Regions from separate parts of the Homo sapiens genome. Here region 1 is linked to region 2. Evidence: read pairs that join two places in POLR2A ChIA-PET (ENCODE). Cell type or tissue: GM12878. All regions are shown on one strand. Links, peaks and the distances in the headings refer to the core of each region. The heading gives the core; the rest is flanking DNA.

Region 1 (11,786 bases), core at 1,208-9,207, 62 kb after region 2:
TACTTATGTTGTAAACAAGAATAAATTTACTTTGGTTATTTTTTATCAATTAACTGGGAGGCAATGACTATAGAAACTTCACATTTCCATGGAGACTTTCCAAACTAATGTTTGCAACTTTTCTCCTTCCCTCCTGACTTGGCTTATCTGAGAACTAGAACTGCCCTTTTCCCCAAGCCCTGCAACCTGAAACTGCATGACCTGATATAAGTTTCAAGAAAATCACACAACAACTCAAGTGTGGACAACCTTCATGCCTGCTGCTGTGTAGGCCACTCAGAAAGCTCCCCAGCACACTGCACAGTATCTCCAAAGATACTCAAGCTGCAAATGGAAAGAACCATTGGATGACCTTGCTTTTCCTCACTCCAGCATGTAAAGGTGTTTCAAGCCCAGCATTTACAAATCTGGGCTAACTGCCCTCTGGACTCTGAAGTAGTAGTTACTCTCATTTTCCTTTTTACTCATAGAGATTTTCATCATTAAATGCCTAAATGCTTGTATCATCCAGCAAATATCCCCCTCCAAATGAGAAATAATCTTGTATTGTTCAAAGGAAAGAACAATGTCTCTTTGTTCTTTGAATAAGGGGGCCAAGGGTAACAAAGACTATCTCGTTGACCAAGCTAGAGTCAGCCTCCTCTAAGTCCTCTTTTTGACTAGGCCACAGCTTTGAGCTCTGCTCTTGGCCCATTTAGTCCAGTTTTAGAAAGAACCCTGCTGAATCCATTTAGCAAACATCCTCCACTCTTGGTATCTGATCACTGTCCATATCTGACCAAATGCCAAATTGCTGACCCTCAACATGTTGTCATCATGGCCTGCCTTCAGCAAGAATCCTGGTGAGTTTTAGCCTTGATGTGTTCTCTTAGGAATTTACCATCCACTGATCCCAGCTCTGCTTCTTGGCTATAAATCTCCACTTGTCCTCACTGTATTCAGGGTTGAGCTTGATCTCTCTCCCCTACTGCAAAACCACATTGCAGTTGTCTCTTCTGGAGTAGGCTTCCTTGTCATCTTTAAGTGTATGAGTTTTTTTCTTAAAAAAAAACAATAGTTAGGGAGGACAGGTAGCATTAGGAGATATACCTAATGCTAAATGACGAGTTAATGGGTGCAACACACCAGCATGGCACATGTATACATATGTAACTAACCTGCACATTGTGCACATGTACCCTAAAACTTGAAGTATAATAATAATAAAAAAAGGTTATAAAAACAAAATAAAATTTGCATTTAGTGTACACAGTCTGATTGCCCTGAAAACTGTCTTTCCTAGTTTGTTCTCCAACCAACATGTGCAATGTGCCTGGGACCATGCCCTCTTATCAAGGGAAAGGCAGGAGAGAGCTGGCATGAGGGCCATTCAGGATATGAAAGTGGCTGGGTGTGGTGACTCACGCCTGTAATCCCAGCACTTTGGGAGGCCGAGGCTGGTAGATCATGAGGTCAGGAGTTCAAGACCAGCCTGGCCAAGATGGTGAAACCTGGTCTCTACAAAAAATACAAAAAAAAAATTAGTCTTGCGTGGTGGCGGGCATCCCAGCTACTCGGGAGGCTGAGGCAGAGAATTGCTTGAACCCGGGAGGTGGATGTTACAGTGAGCTGAGATGGCACCACTGCACTCTAGCCTGGGCCACAGAGCAAGACTCCGTCTCAAAAAAAAAAAAAAGAAAGAAAGAAAGAAAGAAAGTGATGTGAGAACAAGATGTTCCTGATGTGGACATCATGAACGACTCCAGACTGGAGTATCAAGGCTGACAAGGCTGGAAAGATTCCCTTGCTGAGTTTTGCAAGATATGCACAGTAACCATATACTAATTTTGAGTTGCAAAATTGAAGAATTGTTTATATATGTCCTCATCTTACAAGAACACCTGAAGTAGCTCAGTTGTAAGAGATTTAGATTGCAAATCAAAAGGTACTTGGATGGGGCCCAGGTTCCAGTAGGATGATCACCTTTTTTATATCCAGGTCTCATTTCAGTCATAAGAAGTATTCACAGCAGAGCTTCCCCTGCAGGATGCTCAAGTATATTTGCTGTGGCAACTGAGGGAACCAAGCCTCAGTCATGTTCCCCAGAGCTTGCCCATGGCATTTACATTTGCAAAAAGTAAATCTCTTGATTTCCTTTTGGTTTCAGTAGTGTGATTTCCTTTTCAAAAATAATAGCAAGTGATACTAGTTTACATATAAATAGAAACTGTAAAGTTCCTTTGTTTTTACTATTTATCAATATATTTAATAATTATATATATTTATATAGCCTGAAATAATGCAAACAACTTTAAAGAATTGACACATTTGTTTATATTTTACAGGTAAAAAGATTAAAATTTTGGCTTATTTGCCTGAAGTCACACTGCTAGTTAAATGACAGAGCTAAAAAATGTTAAATAAGTTGCTAAATGAATGTAATTAATTTGGTTTGTTTGTTTCCTAAAATATTGATTTAAATGTCTTTATTTAAATTTTAAAATGATAGCATTTGAAAGAGTATAAATAAAATTCTTAAGCCGCAATAGTAAAGGAATTTAGTTACAATGCATGAAGTTAGAAGCAATAGCTTTGGATTTGTAAATGTATTCTTGAAGGGTGTCATAAAGAAATATTTTATTCCTATTTTTCCTTTGTTTTGTTGGAGTAGTTTTCCCCCATCTTTAATGAGGTATAATTGCTTTACCAGTTCGAATAGGTTTTTATAGCCATTGTGGAGTCTTTAGATTTTTCTATGTATATGATCATGTCAACTGCAAATAGGGAGAGTTTTTCTTCTTCCTTTTAGATTTAGATACATGCTATTTCTTTTTCTTCTCTTATTGCTCTGGATAGAAGTTCCAATACTATCCTGAATAGAATCAATGAGAGTGGATATCCTTGCCTTGTATGGGATTTTAGAGGAAAGGCCTTCAGCTTTACACCATTGATTATGTTAGCTGTGAGTTTATCACCTACGGCCTTTGTTGTGTGGGGGATATGTTCCTCCTATACCTATTTTATTGAGAGTTTTTTTTAATCAATAATAGAAGTTGAACTTTGTCAAATGGTTTTTCTCCATCTGTTGAGATGATCACATGTACTTTTTCCTTGTTTGTGTATTCACCACATTAATTGATTCACATCAGCTGAACTACTCCCATATCCCAGAGATATATTTCACTTTGTCATGCTGTATGATCCTTGTAATGTGCTTTTGAATTCAGTCTGGTCATGTCTCATTGAGGATATGTGCATCTATGTTCATCAGGGATACTGGCTTGTGGCTTTATTTTCTTGCTCTTTTTCTGGCTTTGGTATCAGTGTGATGCCAGCTGCATCAAATGCATTTGGAAGTGTCCCCTCTACTTACATGTGCTGGAAGCATTTGATAAGGATTGTTATTATTCTTCTTTGAATGTTTGGTAGAATCCACTCACGAAGCCACCTGGTTCTGGGCTTTTCTTTTTTGGGAGGTTTTTGTTTGTTTTTTTAAAATATTATTCATTTTTCCATCTTTATTGAGGTATCATTAACAAATAAAAATGTATATGTTTACAGTATACAAAGTTATATTTTGATACTCATATTCATCATGAAATGATTTCCCCCAATCAAACTGAGTAACATGTTCTTCACCTCACATACTTATCATTCTTTTTGGGATATGGTAAAAACGTTTATGATTTACTCTCTCAGCAAATTTTACACATTCAATACAGTAATATTAACTAGTCACCATGCTGCACCTTTGATCTCCAGAACCTATTCATCTTGCATAACTGAAACTTGGAACCCTTTTACCAATATCTCCCTATTTTCCTCACCTCTCAGTCCTCGGAAACCATCATTCTACTCTTGGTTTCTGTAAGTTCAACTTCTTTAGATTCCACATATCCTGCGATTATGCAGAATTTATCTTCTGTGTCTGGCTTGTTTTGTTTAGCATGCCCTCCAGGTTCATTCATGTTGTGGCAAATGATAGAGCTTTCTTCTTTTTAAGCCTGAGTAATATCCTATTGAGTATATACAGTGCATTTTCTTTATCTATTCATCCATTGATGGATGGACACTTAGTGAGGGTGGCATGTGGATAGGAGGCGTTCTGCATTTCTCCAGTTAGATCTCAGTCTTTATTGAGCCTGTGTCTCTGAACTTCACATGGGTTTCTCAGGCTTCTCCCACGAGGTCGCAAAGGATAGCTAAGGTGGACTGGAGCTGGACATTTCCCTCCCCCAACACAGAGGGCTGGAGCTAGCTGAGATCCAGTCTCACTTTCCCTACCTAGGTCAGTGAGGTTCTGATAAAATCTTAGAAAACTTAGGTTCTGGTTAAGTAGTTTTGCCTGAGGACAGACTTTGTTAAGCACAGAGCATTCTGGTAGCATGAGTATTTCCCCCCAGTATTTACTGTGAGAACCTGGTTGAGCTACTGGAGGTCAAAACCACAAAACGATCTCGCTTCCCCATGACTGAGTGCCCCTGGTGTTTTTAGTTCTCAGGCCAGTCCACAGCCAGCCTCTAGCAGCTTCATTGCAGCTGAAGCTCTCCTGCCCTAGCCTGGCTCCCACAGAGCTTTCTGCACTTGTGTGTCTTGACTCCCTGCATTCATTTTCCTGTCTCTGTAATTTTGAAAGCAGCAGTTGCCCCATGAATTTAATTATTTTGTGAATCTATGATGAATAGTTGATTGTTCAGCTTTGTTCTTTTTGTTAACATGGTGTATCAGTCCATTTTCATACTGCTATGAATAAATAGTAGTGTGGGTAATTTATGGGTAATTTATTACTGGGTAATTTATGAAGAAAAAGAGGTTTAATGGACTCACAGTTCATATGACTGGGGAGGCCTCCCAGTCACAGTGGAAAGCCAAGGAGGAGCAAAGTCATGTCTTAGGTGGTGGCAGGCAAGAGCCTGTGCAGGGGAACTCTCCCTATTTGCCGATGACATGATCATATAGGTAGAAAAGTGATAGTGAGACTTATTCACTATCACAAGAACAGCACAGGAAAAACTTGCCCCCATGATTCAATTACCTCCCACCAGGTCCCTCCCAAGACATGTGAGGGTTATGGGAGCTACAATTCAAGATGATATTTGGGTGGGGACACAGACAAACCAGATCACATGGAATGGTGACTTCCAAACTCCTTATAGGCAGAACCCCAGACTGCAGGGGTGATGGCAGGAGGCAGTGCATGGTTAGGAAGCTGCACAGTCATCCTGTTCAGAGGAGATCAGGCTCTGGCCAGGTAGAATAGGTGGAGGGACAGAAGCAGTCAGGTGTGGACATGCTGTGAAGCTACAGAGAGGGGCTCTGCCGATGGAGTGGAGATGAGGTAGAGAGAAGACAGAAGTCAAGAAAAACAAAACAGTGGGAACCTGAACACCTGTGGGGATGGAGCTGCTCTCATGGAAGAGGAGGATGAGGGAGGTTGGGCTCAGGGGAGGGGTCTAGAGCTTGGGCTTGGTGTGTTAGATGTCAACATAGAGATGTTGTGGCAGTGGCTGTGTAGCTATGAATCTAGACTAAATGAAAGAGTGTGGAATGGATAAATACAGAGGTCATATCAGTATGGGTGGCATGTAAAGCCAAGGGGCTAGGTGAGACCAGCAAGGGGATGAGTTTCTGAAGAACAAAAGTGACGCAAGAACTCATTCATGAGTCAAAGCTAATGGTAACAGGTTTGAGAGAAAAATAGAATCCAACAACAGAGAAACAGAAAGGATGGCCAGTGAGATTGGAAAGAAAATAGCCCACTGAACTGGAAGCTAAGTAGTGGAGGCATTTCAGGGAGAGAGGGATGGACTGTGTCAAATGCGGCCAGTAGAGAAAAGTCAGAGGGACCTATTTGGGTGATGGGAGTGTTCTAAAATGGAATTGTGGTGCTTGTTTAATTCTGCAGATTTTGTTTTAAATTAATTGAGTTGGGTGAATTTTAGGACATGCAAATAATAGCTCAATAAAGTTGTTTCATAAAATATTAGCATATATCAACCCAGATGTTCTACTCCCAGAGAAAATAAAAGCTCATATTGATCAAAAGGACATATGCATATATCTATAATATATTCATAATACCCCACATTTGAAAATAAACAAAATGTCCATGAAATATTTTGTGTAATATTTGTCTCAGTAATATAAAATGTCATATTACCGAAACAAACAGAGTGAACTGCTTATCTACACAAGAACAGATAAGTTTCAAAAACACTTTGAGCAAAGCAGGCAGAGATCAGAAAGCACATTGTAATTGATTCCATGACCTTGATGCTGAGGCTCAACTGGGATGTGTTCAGAGCAACCTTCTCCAAGGCTGCGTGAGTCAGGGCGAGTGGACACTGATTGGAAAGGAACTGGGGGGGATTTCTGTGTTGATACACAGGACTCATACCTTGATAGGGTTGCAGGACGCAGTGGGGGTATAACATTTTAAAGGCTTATTCAAGCTATACACTTAAGATTGGCACCTTTCACTATATTTTAATTGTCTGTTGATACACATACAATAAGAAACAGGTAAAGAAGACTGATTACTAGACAGTAAGGAGACAAGCATGTTTATTTACTAATCCTCCTTGATGGTGACCATGAAACTGACTAGTATAGGCTGCCTGTTCCTGGTTGATTCCAGGTGGAATGCTGAGGTGTTCCCCAGGGTTTGTTGTGGTGCAGAATCCATGGTTGCAGGGATGGAGGGGCCGGGATCTTCTGTGAAACTTCGTTTGGGGCTGATATTTACGAAATGTGTGAGGTGATATATAAGATGCTGCCCAATGGCTTCAGTCCACAACTCACTTTCCAAAGCCATCAGGGGAGACACTGGTCTCATCAGCTTCTTGGTAGGTCTTTTATTTTTGTTCAGACTTGTTGAATCTGTTAGAAGCTGACTTTATGTAAGACATGAAAAGTGACTCACAAAACACAGGCTGCAGAATGTGAGAAAAAAATCAATTCATTTAGAAGCTTGGTGTTTTGAAAAAGGAGTATGCAGAGATGGAGGCAGCACTAGAGAATGCCTGGCTAAAGAAGGAGTCTTTAAATATTCCCAGCCTTGCAGATGCTTACAAAAAGGTGAAGAGTGCCAACTTGGTATCGATGAAGGAATTAACTTCTTTGGTTCGAGAAGTGAAAAAGAAAAGTTCCAAATGCTCTAACCAACGAAGGCAATGGAGGAGCTACCTAAAATGCTGGAATCCCTAGACAAGGTCGTGGGAATCAGCCCACAGCAAGGAGCTCTTCCAAGGTGGCCAAGAGTGTGGCCCTGCTGCTCCCTTCCCTGGGAGTGGGCCTGGGTCTTAAGGGAGCGCTGTTCCCTCCTCTCTACTCAGGCCTCCCAAGCCTCCAGGCTGCCTTCCCCACCTCGAGTCCATCTGGGGCGGGTGGATCCAGGAGCCCCTCCTGGGCTGGAGTTCCTCCACCTTCACATGCTGACATCACAGCCAGCTCCTTCATGTTCAACTCCTCCACATCCAAGGAACACGGGGCTTCCTGGCGTGCACCAAGAATGTGAGACTTTCTTAGTCTTCACAGAAAGTTTAGATTCTCTCTCACCAGCAGTGAAAAAATACTGTATTTAAGATACTATCTTTTACTCAGATTGAAACTTTGTCAAACTACATTTTTCAAGACAATGTTTTGTTAATATTATTTATATTAATCTTATAAGTGAATAATTTATATTTTATGATATAAATATTTTATTAAAATTTTAAAACAGATGGAATTTAACAACAAAGACTGTTAGTAGTCAATAGTGTAAAAGGAAAATAAAATGTTGGGACCCCAAACTCGCTATGCCAAAAGGGAAAGTTAAACTTGGAAACTGAGTCACACCCAGAAACCATCTTTCCTTTTGTTCCTAAACATATCTTTCCAGGTTACCTCCCTCACCCTGACCATGTAAATTAGCAACTTATCTTCAGGGATACAGGACAAAAGGAAACTAGAAATATTCCTACCACCACCCCAAGACAAATGCATGTTGATGCTTCCTCTACTCTATGTTTGCTTTATCTCATGTGAGGTGCAGCCTTACCAGTGCCAGGCGAGCACATAATCAGCTGTTCCTCTACCCCCTCCTTTTCATGGGCAACCTGTGGCTTCAGTGAGAACTAATGAAAGCCTCAAGACAATGAGACCACTTGTCTCATTTTTTCTACTCTCCCCTTTTTGTCTTCTTTCCTTTCCCTTTGGCCTGCTTTTTCCCCTATAAATATTGAAACCCTCAAAACTCTTTGGAAAAAGTGCAGGCCACAGATTCCACTGTGGCTTGTGTCTCTTTTTCCCGGGTGCATCCTCAACCTTGGTGAAAAAAACCTCTAAATAGATTGACACCTGTCCCAGACACTCTTTTTGGTTTCCAATAGCAGTATTTTTTCCCTAGAGTTGTATTCCTAATGCCCTTAAATCATGAGTAACAGCAACAGTTTTGCCTAGGTATGAATAGTATTCATTGAACAAAAGAGAAGATAATAGATCTATTTTGGGATGGAGTTAAATGGTACACTGCAAGATAAATCCATATTATTTATTTTTTATATACTCATCTAATAATGGCAAAATATTTATTTAAAAAAAACAAAATTGATAAATGATCTGGAGATTGTATTATTTCCCTGCCAGAAAACTGCAGCGAGAGTTTCCTCACTAGGAAGCAATGCCCCTTGGGCAATGTGGGGAGATGTCCACATCGCTGCCTTGTCCCTTTCTCACTCACCTATGAACCCTCCTCAGGGGACAGATGAGGGGAGTCTCAGTCTCTCCCACATAATAAACCTGGGATCCCCACAATTAGTATCTGTAGTTACAAATGATGCCCCCACTTTAGACAATGAGCATGAAGTGGGTGTTGTTTTAGTGGAAGAAGAGCAGCAAGTGATCCTTTGATTAACTGGTGTAGTCACATAAGATAAATGACAAAGCATCCAAAGAAAGCTAATGGCTTCCTCTCAAGAATGAGTAAAACAAACAAACAAACAAACAAAAACTATGCTTGAGTTGGAGACAAAGCAATGAAGACTAGAAAGCCAGAGCATCATGGGGCCAAAACCATGGCGAGGTTGTGCAGAGGCATCTTGTCACCATCTCCTTTTCTGCCGCCCTTCTCAGGCGGTCCAGAGGGAAGAGGAAGGTCACCAGGTTGGCCTCCAGGAGAAACAGCGGCAGGTTGAGTATGCAGCTGTCCTTTGCAAGGTGGTCTGTCTGAAAGAGCAATGCCCTCGGTTAAGGTGAGGTAGAACTTGTCAGTGAAGAGGGGCTTGGGCTGCTCACGGAAGTATCTATATTAGACAAATCTAAAGAGACATAAAGTTAGAGATTATTACAGGCTGAGAAAAGGAGGGAATACAAAGTTATTGATTTATGGGTACAGAGTTTCTTGTTAGGATGATGAAAATGTTTGCAAATGGTGGTGATGGTTGTACAACACTGTAAACATAATTAATGGCTAATGTTATGTATAAATTTGAAATACACATTGGCAATTTTAGGAAGCTATACAAAGAGATACTCTCAATGACACTGTGGATAAATCAAGGTTTTATTATAAAAAGTGCTGAAGTAACAAACAGGAAGGCAGGAAAAATAAAAAGAGAAATAAACAACAACAACAACAAAGAATAGAGAGCAATCACAAAGCAAAAAGTAAAATGCCAGACTTAAGCCCTGACAAATTAAGAAAGAAATGGGCAGAGTTGATTTTAAAAACCTTAACCCGAGTAGCCTCACTAAGTGAAACTCACTTCAAATATAATAATATAGGTAGCTTGAAAGGTAAAGGATACAAAAAAGTATATCATGCAAATATTAATCAAAAGAATACAAGAGTGGCTATATTAATATCAGATCATGTAGACATCAGATCAATAAAAATCATTATAGACAGAGAGAAACTATATATAATATTGTTTACATAACAATACTATGTATATGTATGTACATATATACATATGTATTATATATACATGGAACACCTCATCTAACAACAGCAAACTACTCATTATTTTCAAGTGCCCACAGAACATATACCAAGATATATCATATATGGATCATAAAACAAACTTTTCAAAAGTTTAAAAGAGTTGAAATTATACTGAGAGTATCCTCCAACCACAATGGAATTCAACAAGAAGATAACATAAAGGTAAGAGGAAAATCTGCAAACACTCAGTGTGGCTGTTTCCTCATGTGAAAATGTAACATACAAATGTGACTAGCTTAAAGACTTTGGAATGAGAATATTATTCTGGCTTATCCAGATGGGCCATAACTATAATCACAGGTGTTCTTATAAGATGGAAAGAGAGAGAATTTTAACCACAGAAATGGAGAAAGCCACATGATGATAGGCACAGAGACTGGAAGGGTGCAGCCACAAGCCAAGGAATGTGAGCCATCACCTGAAGCTGGCAGAAACAAGGAACGTATTCTCTCTGGAGCTGACAGAAGGAAGCAGCCCTGATGATACCTTGATTTTAGCCACATAACACTCAGCTTAAATTCCTGGCCTCCAGAACTGAGAAAAAATAAATTTCTGTTGTTATAAGCAGTTAAATTTGTGACAATTTGTTACAGCAGCAAAATAAAGCTATTATACTGTGAATCTAAACACATTCTAAATAATCCCTGGGTCAAAGAGAAAGTCTCAAAGGAAATTTGATATTATATTGAACTGAATAAAAATATAATATGTCAAAAATTGTGGGACAGAGCTAAAGAAGTGCCAAAGGGAAAATTTACAGCATAAAATGTACGTATTAGAAATTCTCAATTCAATTATCTAAGCTCCTACCTCAAGAGTCTAGAAAAAGAAACTTAAAATAAACCCAATTCAACTAAAAGAAAGGAAATAATAATCCCAGCACTTTGGGAGGCTGAGGCCGGTTGATCACGAGCTCAGGAGATCAAGACCATCCTGGCCAACATGGTGAAACCCTGTCTCTACTAAAAATACAAAAATTAGCCGTGCATGGTGGCGTGTGCCTATAGTCCCAGCTACTCAGGAGGCTGAGGCAGGAGAATCGTTTGAACCTGGGAGGCAGACGTTGCAGTAAGCCGAGATCGTGCCACTGCACTCCAGCCTAGGAGACAGAGTGAGACTCTGTGAAAAAAAAGTGAAAGAAGAAAGAAAGAAAGAAGGAAGGAAGGAAGGAAAAGGAAGGAAGGAAGGAAGGAGGGAAGAAAAGAAAGAAGAAAGAAAGAAAGAAAGAAAGAAAGAAAGAAAGAAAGAAAGAAAGAAAGAAAGAAAGAAAGAAAGACACAGAAAGAAGGAAGGAAGGAAAGGAAGGAAGGAAGGAAAGGAAGGAAGGGAGAGAGAGAAAGAAAGGAAGGAAGGAAGGGAGAGAGAGAAAGAAGGAAGGAGAGAAAGAACGAAAGAAAGAAAGAAAGAAAGAAAGAAAGAAAGAAAGAAAGAAAGAAAAGCAGTGAGATTGAAAACAAAAATAATACAGAAAATTAATATAACCAAAAACTGGTTCTTTGAAAAGATGAATAAAATGGACACATCTTAGCAAGTCTGCTAATGAGAAAAAAGAGAAAATACATCAATTTTCATTATCAGGAATAAAATGGGATATCACTATAAACCATGCAGAGATCAAAAGGATAATAAATAAATACTGCAATCAACTCTGCACATACAAATTTGACAGCTTAAATATTCACAAATAAAAATTCACAAATTCATTGAAAAACATAAACTAACATAACTCAATGTAAAATAAATTGTTTGAATATACTCACAATTATTAAGTAAATTGAATTCCTATATTAAAATTATCAAAAAAGCAATCTCCAGGTCCAGA
Region 2 (11,786 bases), core at 1,494-9,493:
TCTTTAGCCTGCAGCTGAACTGGGGTTCAATGAAGCCCACGTTCTGACATCTTTACTTGGCAGTCCCTCTGTGTCTGACATTGGTTCCTCCCAGTGGGTTATTGGTCTTGCTGACTTCAAGAATGAAGCTGCGGACCCTTGCAGTGAGTGTTACAGTTCTTAAAGATGGTGTGTCCGGAGTTCATTCCTTCAGATGTTCAGATGTATCTGGAGTTTCTTCCATCTGGTGGGTCTGTGGTCTCGCTGACTTCAGGAGTGAAGCTGCAGACGTTCGCAGTGAGTGTTACAGCTCTTAAACATGGCAGTCTGGAGTTGTTTGTTCCTCCCGGTGGGTTTGTGGTCTCACTGACTTCAGGAATGAAGCTGCATACCCTCGCGGTGAGTGTTATAGCTCATAAAGCTAGTGCGAACCCAAAGAGTGAGCAGCAGCAAGATTTATTGTGAAGACCAAAAGAACAAAGCTTCCACAGCGTGGAAGGGGACCCCAGTGCGTTGCCTCTGCTGGCTTGGGTGCCCAGTGTTTATTCCCTTACTTGGCCCCACCCACCTCCTGCTGATTGGTCCATTTTACAGAGTGCTGATTGGTCCGTTTTACAGAGTGCTGATTGGTGTGTTTTTACAGATTGCTGATTGGTGTGTTTATAATCCTTTAGCTAGACACAGCACTGATTGGTGCATTTACAATCCTTTAGCTAGACACCAAAGTTCTTCAAGTCCCCACCCACCCAGAAGATCAGCTGGCTTTACCTCTCACCTCCAGTATGCAAAGAGCCAGCAGGGAAGAGATTGAGTTTAGATGAGAAAAGAAGCAGGTTGTGCTTGGGCAGCCAGCAGGGCCCTATAAATCTGCATGAAAATGCTGCTCAGAACAGAGAGGGCACATTTCAATAATTAGCACATACTTTAACACCAGCTCATGTCTGTCACAGACAGGAAATTGTAACTTCTGTGTACTGGGCCGTTGTTCAAAGCTGTTGTCAGGGTTAACGATGTACCTGCTTGATTATTGGTAGCTGGAAATTGAGGTTGTGCTCACATGTCCATAGGTCTTGCATTCCTCAGAGCTCAGAGACTGCCGTGCTCACATGAGAAAGGGCACAGCATGTTAGTAGAGGGGAGCAAAGAGGGAGGCTGGGAGAGGAGGCTGAGGCCAGATGCTGCAAAGACATGGATAAATCTCAGGAGGCTGGACTTGCTCTGGCAGGGAGTGGGGAGATGATGAAGGACACTGAGGTGTGAGGGTGGCCTTTGGTTTTAATCAAAATGAAGCCCATGCTGGCATCTAACTAAGATAATAGCACCAAGGGAAGGAATGGGAAGCCGGGGAGCTAGAAAGCAGGTATAGTAGGAGAAAGTTCTGACCCAAAGGCTTTGGGCAGATTTGAGGAATGTGAAGAAATTTGGGGATGAACAGGTTCTTTGTGGTTTGATGGGACAGACAGGAGGATGCATTGCCTGTCACTTGATCAGGGAGTCAAAGGGGAGCAGGGCTTGGACCAAGAGAGGTTCTGTATTAAATGTCAAGTGTTTATAAATCAGGGTGAGAGTCCCTCTTGCTGAATCTGCCTCTTTTATCTTGGCTGTTCCACAACATAGATTCCATTGTGCAAATGATCATATGGACATTGTGTGATATTCTAAGCCAAAAAGTGACTCTGGCAGTTCCAGCCCATGAGTATCTTTTGGCAGAGTTCTAGTGTGAGAAGGAGTTCCTGTGCAGCACTGTCTGTCTGACTCAGCTCTGCAGGAACGGCTGGAACCACAGAGCTCATGAGGGTACACTGTTCACAGGCAGGGCTCACACACGCTCTGCCCCCAGCTCCCACGCCTGAGCAGGTCACACCAACTTTGAGGCACTACCCTGAGCCTAACATGTTTTAAAATGTGAATCATGCTTCAAGTGACTCTTTTGAGATTGGCAGGGATGGAAAGAGTCCAAGTTTTAAACTTAGTTTAAGTTTTAATTGTAGAGATGACAACTGACACAGATATGTCAGAAAAACATGTTGGAATGTCTCGACTGGCAGTGGTAATTCTGTGAGCTCAGTTCACATTGCTCTGGCCTCTGACTTGTAACATTTAGGAACCTGTGAAACATACAAATCTATGCACATGAAAAATCCAGGCACTAAGAACTCAGCCTTGATTAGCCATTAAGTGTGCTCTCCGTAGAAGGGGAAAATAACATTGTAAGGAATATGTTTAATCTTTGTAACCAAATCCATGGTTTTTAACATGGAATATGGAAATTGGTGCCACTAATTATAGTCATTTTTATCAGTTCATTGAAGTTGGCTCAGCAGGCTCTGTTTCTCCCACTCTTCTCTGGCACCACATTTAATTGTCCTGTGTAGTGTAAGGTCTGTAGAATGAAACAGCACTCCTTTTCAAATAGTGTCTAATGTGAGCCTCAGTGATCCAGACCAGACTCTGCAATGCCCAGCAGCCTGGGTGAGAAGTTTGAAGAGTTTGTGAGAACAACGATGTCTTGAATGGGCCATGAGGAACACTGCAACTCTGCTTTTAGATGGATTTCCACTTTTCTTTTCTGCAAGCGTTTTGGAGAGGTAGCATGATGCACTTCTCTGAACAAAATATTTTCATAAGTTATGTTAATGGAGAAATTTCTTTTGGGGCTTAAGTTTCTACTTACCTTTGTAACATATTTTTTTCAAAAAACAACAAGAAAAAAACCTCATTATCTTCCTCTCCCACAATCATAGCAGTAGAAAGGAGATAAGGCAAGTCCCACGTGGACCGGTGGCTGGGTGTGCTGCCAGGATAGATAAGGCGCCCCTTTTACAAACAGTCTTTAACATGCAGTCACACCCGCAATCTCGGTGCTGGGTAATAAGAATAATTGTGTTCATTACACAGTTGAATACAGGAACCTATTTCTGAAATGATTATTCTTGTCTAGAATTACACAGAATTCCACCGAGTGGCATATTCAAGAGAATTTTTATTAGGGGAATTCCAAGGAGCTGCTTAGTGGCAGAAAGAATTTATATTTAATTTGATTTCTCAGAACCAGGGTATTGTGGAGAAAGGCATCAGATAACCACGGAGTGCTGGTTAAGGGAGGGAAGCCTCACTAAGCAGGGTTCACGCGTTCAAGCCCCGCAGCCAACAAGCAATCGTTGAGACTGTCATTCGGGAGTGGGCACCAAGATGCCTCGGGATCCCAGTGAATTCATACTTCCTGCCTCTTATATCCTTGCATTTGGTTACAGAGGTGGCACATGCTTTATTACTGAGCCTGGTTGAAAATCACCTCTGGTCAGACCTTCACAGCTCACCTACGTGGGCCCAGGACTTGTGTGTAGAGAGGAATGAAGGGTTTTGTAAAAGCTTTTACCAGTGTGGAGAATTCTCCTTTTCTCATTTTGCTCTTGCATAAACAAAGATCTTTAAAACAGTTTATATCAGTAGAAAGTTCTATGAGACTACTGTGAGCACCTTTGCAGAAAAACAACTTAGCAGTAAATTCTGATGCTTGTCTGTAGTGTGTTAATGGTGGTCCCTGAAACGACATGTCCACGTCCTAGTCTGTGGGTGTGATCTTATTTGGAAAAAAAAGTCTTTGCAGATGTAACTGAGTTAAGGGTCTCAGGAGAAGCAGATAATCTTGGATTAATTTATGGGCCCTAAATCCAGTGATAAGAGACTCACAGAGAAGAGACACAGAGAGAAGAGGTGAGGGCCATTGAAGGTGGAGGCAGAGACTAGAAAGAGGCTGCCCCAAGCCAAGGAGCACCTGGAGCCACCAGAATCTGAAAGAAGAAGGAAGAGTTATTTTCCAGAGCCTTGGGAGGGAGCATGGCCCTGCCAACATCTTAATTTCAGCTTCTGGTGTCCAGAGCTGTGACAGAATGCATTTCTGTTATTGAAGCCACCAAGTGTGTAAGAATCTGTTACTGCAGCCTCAGGACACTATCGCATGTTCTCATCTTTAGGCGTGGGGTAAGCTTCTCTTCTTCATTCTCCTGGGCTTTAGTGCACCACAGTGTAAACACCACATCTTACACTTCCTCATTATCCAACAACAGTCTCCAAGGCTGGGATGGTTGAGTCTGCAAATCACGTTTGAGAGTCAGAGGATGTCAGAGCTGGAAGGGGTCTCAGTCTCCTCTTAAAGAGAAGATGTTGGGCAAGATACTCCCTTGGATCTGAATTCTAGACCTGTCCTTTCACTCATGGGCTAAGTGCTTTTGCAAGAAGGTGGTAGATGTTTTTTTCCAGGTTGTGCTAGCTTGGTCTAGAAAGCTCCCAGGATCTGGTTCTAGTTGTGTCCCTCTGTAACCTCACCTTCCACCCCCACCTCCCGGATCTCCAGCCACAGGAACTTTTCTGAACATGTTCTGATCCTGCTGTTCATATGCTTTTCTCCACACCAGGCTGAGAGAGGGACAAAGCATCCTTTAAACCCAGATCCCTGTCCACAGGCCTTTCCCTGATCCTCCAGGTGGGGTCGCTCTTCCCCCGCTCCCTCTGTGCATTGTATGCAGTGTGTGGATTCTACCACACTCTAGGGCTACTCACAAGGCCCAGCAGACCTGCAGGGTCTGTCCCCAACCTTCCTCCTAGAGTGACCTCTCATCACTTCAACTGCAGCCCCTCAGATGCACCAGGACCCCTCCTGCCATGGGGCCTTTGCAGATGCTGTGCTTTCCCTAAAGTCCTCTACTCCTCTTTACAATGGCCTTGGATTATAGTTAAAATGTTCCACATCTTTGTTGGGATTAATTGTTCAATGTCTGTGTCTTCACTGGGCAGCAAGCTCCATGGGGGCATAGATTATGATGGATTTTCTCCTAGTATAGAGCCCCAGCATGTAGCAGATCTAACAAACAAAGACTTGGTGACTATATGTTAAATCTATGTAGATGATCCTCCATGACTTTATGAGCTCCTCAAGGGTAGGGTCTTCTTAATTTTATATCTCTAGCATTTACTACAGAGCCTAAGCTCAGGTACTATTTTGGTTAGCATTCATTGGCTAGGTGAACAAAATTCTCCTTTTCTAGAGTTTAGTTTTCTCAACTAGAAAACTTGGGAGGTAGACAAGTTCAGTATTCCTTACACTCTTTTTTAAAATGGTCATAGCTTCTTCGATGGGGCAAAGGTCCCCTTTTTTTCTAAGCTAACTTGTCCCACTTACCAGTAAAAAAGTAACAAGCCAAATAACAACAAAGAATTGGATAGAAATATAATAATTTAAAATATTCACTCATGCTTTTTTTTGGCTGGCAACCCTCTTGTTCTTTTTGCCTTCTTTTTTTTCTTCCATTCTCTCTATTAATTGTCAGATTCAAACTAGACCAGAGTTTTCCATCACCTTAAAGAAAAAATTGTTGCTGCAGAAAGGCAAAGAGAAAAAAAAGTCAGTTCTCACCTCTCAACTTCAAACCAGACTATTGAAACCAATGGCTTGGTGTCACCAGGGGCCCTTCTGGAAGCAGACACACAGAGCTGAAATTGAGAGTTTAATGAGTTAAGGAGCTATTTACAGAGATTTGGGCCACGTTCAGGGTAACACATAGCCACTGGCATCGGGACGCCTTTATCACCTTAAGCTAGAGGAGTGAAAGGGAAGAGAAAGTGTGTTAGGTTGTCCTTGCATTGCTATAAAGAAATACCTGAGGATGGGTAATTTGTAAGAAAAGAGGTTTCATGGGCTCATGGTTCTGCAGGCTGTACAAGAAGTAGAGTGGTATCTACTTCTGGGGAGGCCCCAGGGAGCTTTTACTCATGGTGGAAGGTGAAGCAGGAGCAAGAGAGAGAGGGAGCAGGTGCCACATACTTTTAAACAGCCAGATCTTCTGAGAAGTCACTCACTATCACCAGGACAGTTCCAAGGGGATGGCACTAAGCCATTTATAAAAAAAAAAAAAATCACCCCCATGATCTAATCACCTCCCAGCAGGCCCCCCTGTGACATTGGGAATCACATTTCAACATGGGGTTCAGATGGAGACACAGTTCCAAACCATACCAGAAAGCCTAGCAGAAAGGACTGCTTGGCAGGAGCTGTGACATTCAGCCGGGGACCCAGCAGGGATGGAGCTGGAGGAAGACATGCCCCTCTTTGTGCTTGTCTTCCTTTAGACTCTGCTAGGGCCACCCTTGCCTAAACTCATCCAGGAACCAGGAGGCAAGGGAGCCATGGATAAAGCCCTTGCAGCGGAGCCACCCAGAGCAGAGTGAGGGGCAAAGCGAAGGCCTCCAGAATGGACCAACACTGGCTTCAGAGAAGGAAGCTTAGAAGGACCTCAGCAATGCATTTATGCCACAGCAATAAATGTGGGAAAAACATAATAAGAAGTTCTCAGAGCCAGTTTTCCCTCCCTCTCCCATCTTCATCCCTCAAAACAGATAAAGACCCTTGAAACTGGGGCAAAGGACAGGCATTCGGGGTGGAAGGTAGTGGGTGGCAGGGTTGAAGAAGCCCACTGAGGGCTCTGTCATACTGAAGTAAAAGTGAGACTCCACTCTAGAGGTGAGGCTCAGACACTGGACCAAATTAAGGACTGGCTAAAATAGGGCCTGGGCGGAAGCAGCTTTCCATAAGACATACCCACCAGTGTGCCACATCAGCTTACCATTACCGTGGCAACACCTGGCAGTTACCGCCCCTTTCTATGGCAATGACCCAATAACCTCAAAGTTACCACACTTTTTCTAAAAGTTCCTGCATAAACTACCCCTTAATCTACATGTGATTAAAAGTGGGTGTAAACATGCATGCAGAACTGCTTAGAGGTGCTGCTACTCTCAGTGCACTGCTCATGGGGTAGCCCTGCTCTGCAAGAGCAGTCGTGGAGCTGCCACATTGCTGCTTCAGTAAAGCCATTTTCTGCTGGGCGCAGCCAAGAACCCTCAAAGGCTGAGCCCCACTTAAGGGCTCACCTGCCCTGCATCAATATCCCCTGGGCTGAGTTCCTTAACAATAAAGAACTGAAGCCCTAGATTAACGCCAGAAGCTGAGTGCCTGGGGAGCCTGAACCATACTTCCAGTGGAGCCTAGGGAACCAACAAGTCTCCTGAGGGCCTCCAGCACCAGCAGGGTGTGTCAGCATCGGAGCTGTGGTGGAGTCTAATCAAGGCACCAGAGCCCCCCAGCCCATGTTTCCTGCAGGCCCATGCAGGGCAGGAGAGATCCCTTTAAGTTCCATGTGTTTCACCTGTGTACACCCCAAGAAGGTATAGAGGTTGCTGAGACCAGAGGTCAGGGGGACCATGGAGGTCACTCAGCAGATGTCAACATTCACAGACAATGATGCTTAAAAGCCAGACCGCACACATGAGCTTCTTGAAGTTCTTCTGCAACTTCCCTGAGGAGGAGAGGGGAAAACTCATGCAAAGACTGAATTTACTCATTTACTAACATGAAGTTTCAGCTCTGGTAGGGAAGGGAGGTTGAGAGAGAAACTAAGTTCAGCTATAGAAACATCAAGCTGTGTTTCTTTCATGCACACCTGAGTTGTGGCCCTGTTCAATAGACGTCTCCTCGATTGGATCAGGTGAGCCTTTGTGTGGCCCAGCAAGGCTTCAGAACTCACTTGTAAAAGTATAGAAAGGACAGGTATCACAAGAGAGGGGACACTTGCCTGGCCTCCCCATCCTTTCCTCTGTCATTTAGCTTTTGTTTGGAATATAGGGTAAGTAAAAAGATTAAAAGCCCCACATGACCTTGGAACTTCATCACTTAGATGGTAGAGAGACTCATAATACACAACATGCCTTTGAAACCATTTTACCCTCTGGCCTGTGTCACCGGGAAAAATCTCTCTCATTGTTCTGCTGGCCCCTGGCCATAGGCCCACACCTTGGAATCCTAGTTTCCAGTCCACTGAAGCTGGTTGATAATAAAAAATGAATCCATTAAGTTTGTACCTGAATTTTTTCCTGCAAGCATCTAAGGAACTGATACCATCTTCTTACCAAAAAATATCTCACTTCTACTGCATTTCATCAGAGTTACAAGGGATTACAGCTAAGTCTGTAAGGGAATAATAAAATGCAAGAAACGGAAGATCATTTAGGGCTGAGAGATGAGTTAATTCAGATAAGAAAATGAAGACCCAAGGAGAAAAAAATTATTTCCCAAAGACCACCTTCTAAGTTAAAGACTTAAATCAGGCCTCTTGATTGAAAGACCAAAGTCTTTTCTTTCTGCCATTTTGACTCCCCACACCACCACAGTCTCCATCTACATCAGGAAGTTATGGCTGGCACCTTCCACAGATGGACCTGAGTACTCTGTCTACCCCAGGCCCCATACTCAGCACTGGGGGATTACATGAGGAGGAAGACAGACCTGGTCGCTGCCTTTGAAGTGTATATACCTGCCTGCATTGAACTGGATCAAGAGTCCTGATTTAGGTTATTTGGAGTGGCTGGTGCATTCCAAAAGCATCTTTCTTAGCAAGCTGAGACCAATCAAAGGGTTGATGCCCAAATCTCATCTGTGCAAGCATGAGAAGACACCATCAGCTTTGGACTTTCCATGTCCTGGTTAAAACCAGTAGACAATTTGTGCCTCCCTAAATGAAGAACTTAGTGAGTGGTTGGAAAGATGGCTGAAGCCATCATTGGTGTAAGCATTGTCAAGGGCATGCCTGTATGGTTGCTTGCACTCAGGCTGATGTTTAGTGTAACATTTTAAAGATCTGCTGGGAGGGAGGCTTCGGGGCTAAATGATACTAAGAGTCCACCTCAGGAAAAATGCTTTGGTAGCCGATGAGGACTGTGTTCTGAAAACTCAACCACTGCACTCCCCACGCCCTATGCACAGGTTTCTATGGGACCCTTGAGTCCTCCACACCTGCCAGTGCAGGCAGCCAGGGCTTTCCAACCCCACACCCCAGGAAAAGGGTTCCTAGATACCAGAGCAAAGAAAGGCAGTGTGGGATTTATAGCTTCAAAATAGTCTTTGGATATAAAGAGTCTTGATTTGTAGAGACAATTTTTTGATGCACTAAAGTCTCAAGAGGCCTGGCATGGTGGCTCACGATTGTTATTCCAGCACTTTGGGAGGCCAAGGTGGGAGGATGACTTGAGGCCAGGGATTGGAGACCAGCCTGGCCAACCTAGTGAGACTCCATCTCTACATTTTCTTAAAAAAATTAGCCAGGTATGGTAGCATATGCCTGTAGTCCCAGCTACTCAAGAAGCTGATGCGGGATGATTGCTTGAACCCAGGAGTTCAAGGCTGCAGTGAGCCCTGATTATACAATTGCACTCCAGCCTGGGCAACAGAACTTTGTTTCTTAAAAAAAAAAAAAAAAAAAAAAAAAAAAGGAAATCGTTATCCTTTAAGAGTTTCTCCTTGCCCTTTAGATGAGACACTAACTTCTACTGCATCTATAAATCCCCACATCCCCTCTCCTCAGTTTCCAACCTCATCTCCTGCACTTTCCCTCCTGCCAGCCCTGCTTGGCAAGGCCTTCAGCTCCTCACACACAAGCCTCTGCCCTGCATGGGGCCTTGTGCAGTCTCTTCCCTCCCTTGGAACTCTTCCACCTGCTTCCCCTGTCTGTATTTGTCCTCTTTGATTCCTGTTTCAGCCTTTTAATGTCACTTCCTCAGAGAGAGCTTTGCTGATCTTCCAGTCTAGCTCCTGGTTGCTAGTGACTTCCCCTCTAGTTTTCCTGCATGGCAGTTCATGAAACTCTTAGCATGCTTCAGCGCGTGTCCCTTCTGTTAAATGCCTGCCTTCCATAAGCTCGCGAAGCCGGGCAGAACTTGACGGTGGCTCTCTGGTTTCAAAGATCTCCACCCTTGTCACTACACAATGCTCCTGAAGAAATGAATCTGAAAGAAACAAAGAAGCAGAAAGTATACATCAAGCCTATGTGGAAGAGGGCCACTGTAATGATGTCTGAAGCTCCTGTGGGCCTCTCCCTACCTGGCAGGAGAAGTTCACTGTGCCTCAGGGACCTCAGGGAGGAGACAGGGTGCTGAGCATGGCTTTGGTGTGACCCTGGGATGTCACCCAACCTTGTTCCTGGCCCATCCACAGCCCCTGCTTGCCATAGAGCCAAGTAGCTTCCTTATGCAGTAGGAACTCTTATCCCCATTTATCAGAGAAGCAAGCCAAGGTGAGCAATGGACAGACCTGGAGCTGCCAGCATGATCATGTGATTGCAAACCCTGAGCTCCTTCCAATAACCATGTGTCTTATAAATAACAGTGATGGTGTGAGCTGTGCCCAGCACCACTGAAAAACAAAATGCCCTAGAGACAGTAATGTCAAATGGAGAGACAGACAGGTAGACAGACAGACAGGTAATCTCCCCTTTGCTACCACTCAGGATGTTGCTTCCTCTCAGTCTATTTCCCAAATCCTCCTTTCCCCGCACCCCATAATCTTGTCAGGGCTTACCTCCTCCCTATGCTCTGCGCTTTCATTAATTTTTTTATCACCTATCCCTCAGCTGTAATCTAGGACTTTGTAGGGACAATTAATTAAAGTGAGGAGGTTCTTAAAAGGAGGTATTGACCTGCAAGTCAGCCCTTTCTGTCTGCAGAATTAATCTTCAGATTACGGGTCAAGAGGAGACATCTTTAAAAAAGTGCCCAGCCAATCGATTTTTCAGATGTGTTCAGGAAGTCTCAACAGCTGTGTATGAACCCGATTGCATATCCTGCTTACTGCCTAAGAAAAGCATACCCCACTGAGTACACGTGAGAGTGCAGCTTGTTTGAAGAATCTGTTGCTGTAGAAGGATTAAAGGGAAGACAAAGATAAAATGTGTATTTTAAAAAGCATCTATTGATCTATCTATCTAGCTATCTATTATATATATATTTCCGGTCCTCAATCCTGGGCAGGGTGTGTGCTGTCAGAGATGGGCAAGGATGGGTGCCAGCCATTGGAGAGCTGTTCCAGGGAGGGAGCCGGACCTTAGCCAGCCCAGGCAGCACCAGAGAAAGACTCATCCAACACTGAAATAGACGGCCCCAGTGTGCGCGTTACAATAGCAGGTGAGTAAAACTGTCTATTGTACACATGCGGATATAGGAGCTTTGCAATTATCTAGCCTAATGTGCAGATAAGGAAATCGGGGCCCTGGTAGGTACATGACTTTCTCAGTCTTGCTGTGTATGGTCCATTCCCCAAACTGAAATTCAGGACCTCTGACACCCAGGCTGGGCTCTAAGACATGCTGCCATTTCTCAGGGGAGCAATTGAGAGAAGCAGCCAGGCATTTTCCTGTCTGACCCCAACACCAGGGTTCTAATCTCCCTTAAGCTCACACAGCACCTCCCCAACCACTTTTGTGGAGAGAACAAAAAGAAAGATGTCGATTTACCCGGAGAGCATCTGTCACTAATAGTAACATGCGGCCTTCACTGAGGGTTAACTGTATGCAGGTGTCGTTCTTATCTTCTTACAAGTATTAGTCCATTTACAAATAAAGTGTGGGAGGCTTAGAAAGGTCAAGTGGCTTGTCTAAGCTCACAGAGCAAGTCAAAGCTGGAACCAGAATTCTGGGATTAGTCCTGTGTTGCAACAATTCTTTATTGCCTCAACGGACAAGGTGCACATCAATTTGAATTACTTCAGCTAAGCTGAGTGACTTGATTCCTGTTCCTTACATTGATGAGGATGCCAGGCCTGTGCCTAACCCTTATCAGGAGCTGGAGAGCACAAATGAAGGGACAAAGAGAAGTACACGGTAGCCGAGTATAGTGAACAAAATCTCCCGCTTAGGTCAAACAGGGGCACGGTTGTGTTCTGCCTCATCTCAAGAAAAGTTAGGACCTAAGCTCCATGATCA

What was found. Peaks named below come from ENCODE experiments on the same cell type or tissue, not always from the same donor. Only the 100,000 strongest peaks of a DNase experiment are listed, where the experiment ranks them.
Region 1: POLR2A ChIA-PET joins it to region 2 with 13 read pairs; 2 of 35 experiments call an interaction of 5 or more read pairs at or near these places.

Annotation. Positions count from the first base shown.
Region 1 is chr19:28,070,534-28,082,319 of GRCh38, forward strand. No RefSeq gene overlaps it. Among named protein-coding and RNA genes, the nearest start is that of LINC00662, 280 kb to the left of the region's middle. RefSeq lists enhancers at 263-322, 4,992-5,051, 5,142-5,251. In GM12878, for the core only: no CTCF peak of the experiment used is centred there; a DNase peak (open chromatin) is centred at 4,418; H3K27ac peaks cover 2,567 bases.
Region 2 is chr19:28,008,071-28,019,856 of GRCh38, forward strand. It overlaps LINC02987 (long intergenic non-protein coding RNA 2987), which reads left to right. Exons shown (of 7, transcript NR_146733.1): 6 at 10,837-10,989. Among named protein-coding and RNA genes, the nearest start is that of LINC00662, 220 kb to the left of the region's middle. In GM12878, for the core only: no CTCF peak of the experiment used is centred there; a DNase peak (open chromatin) is centred at 5,520.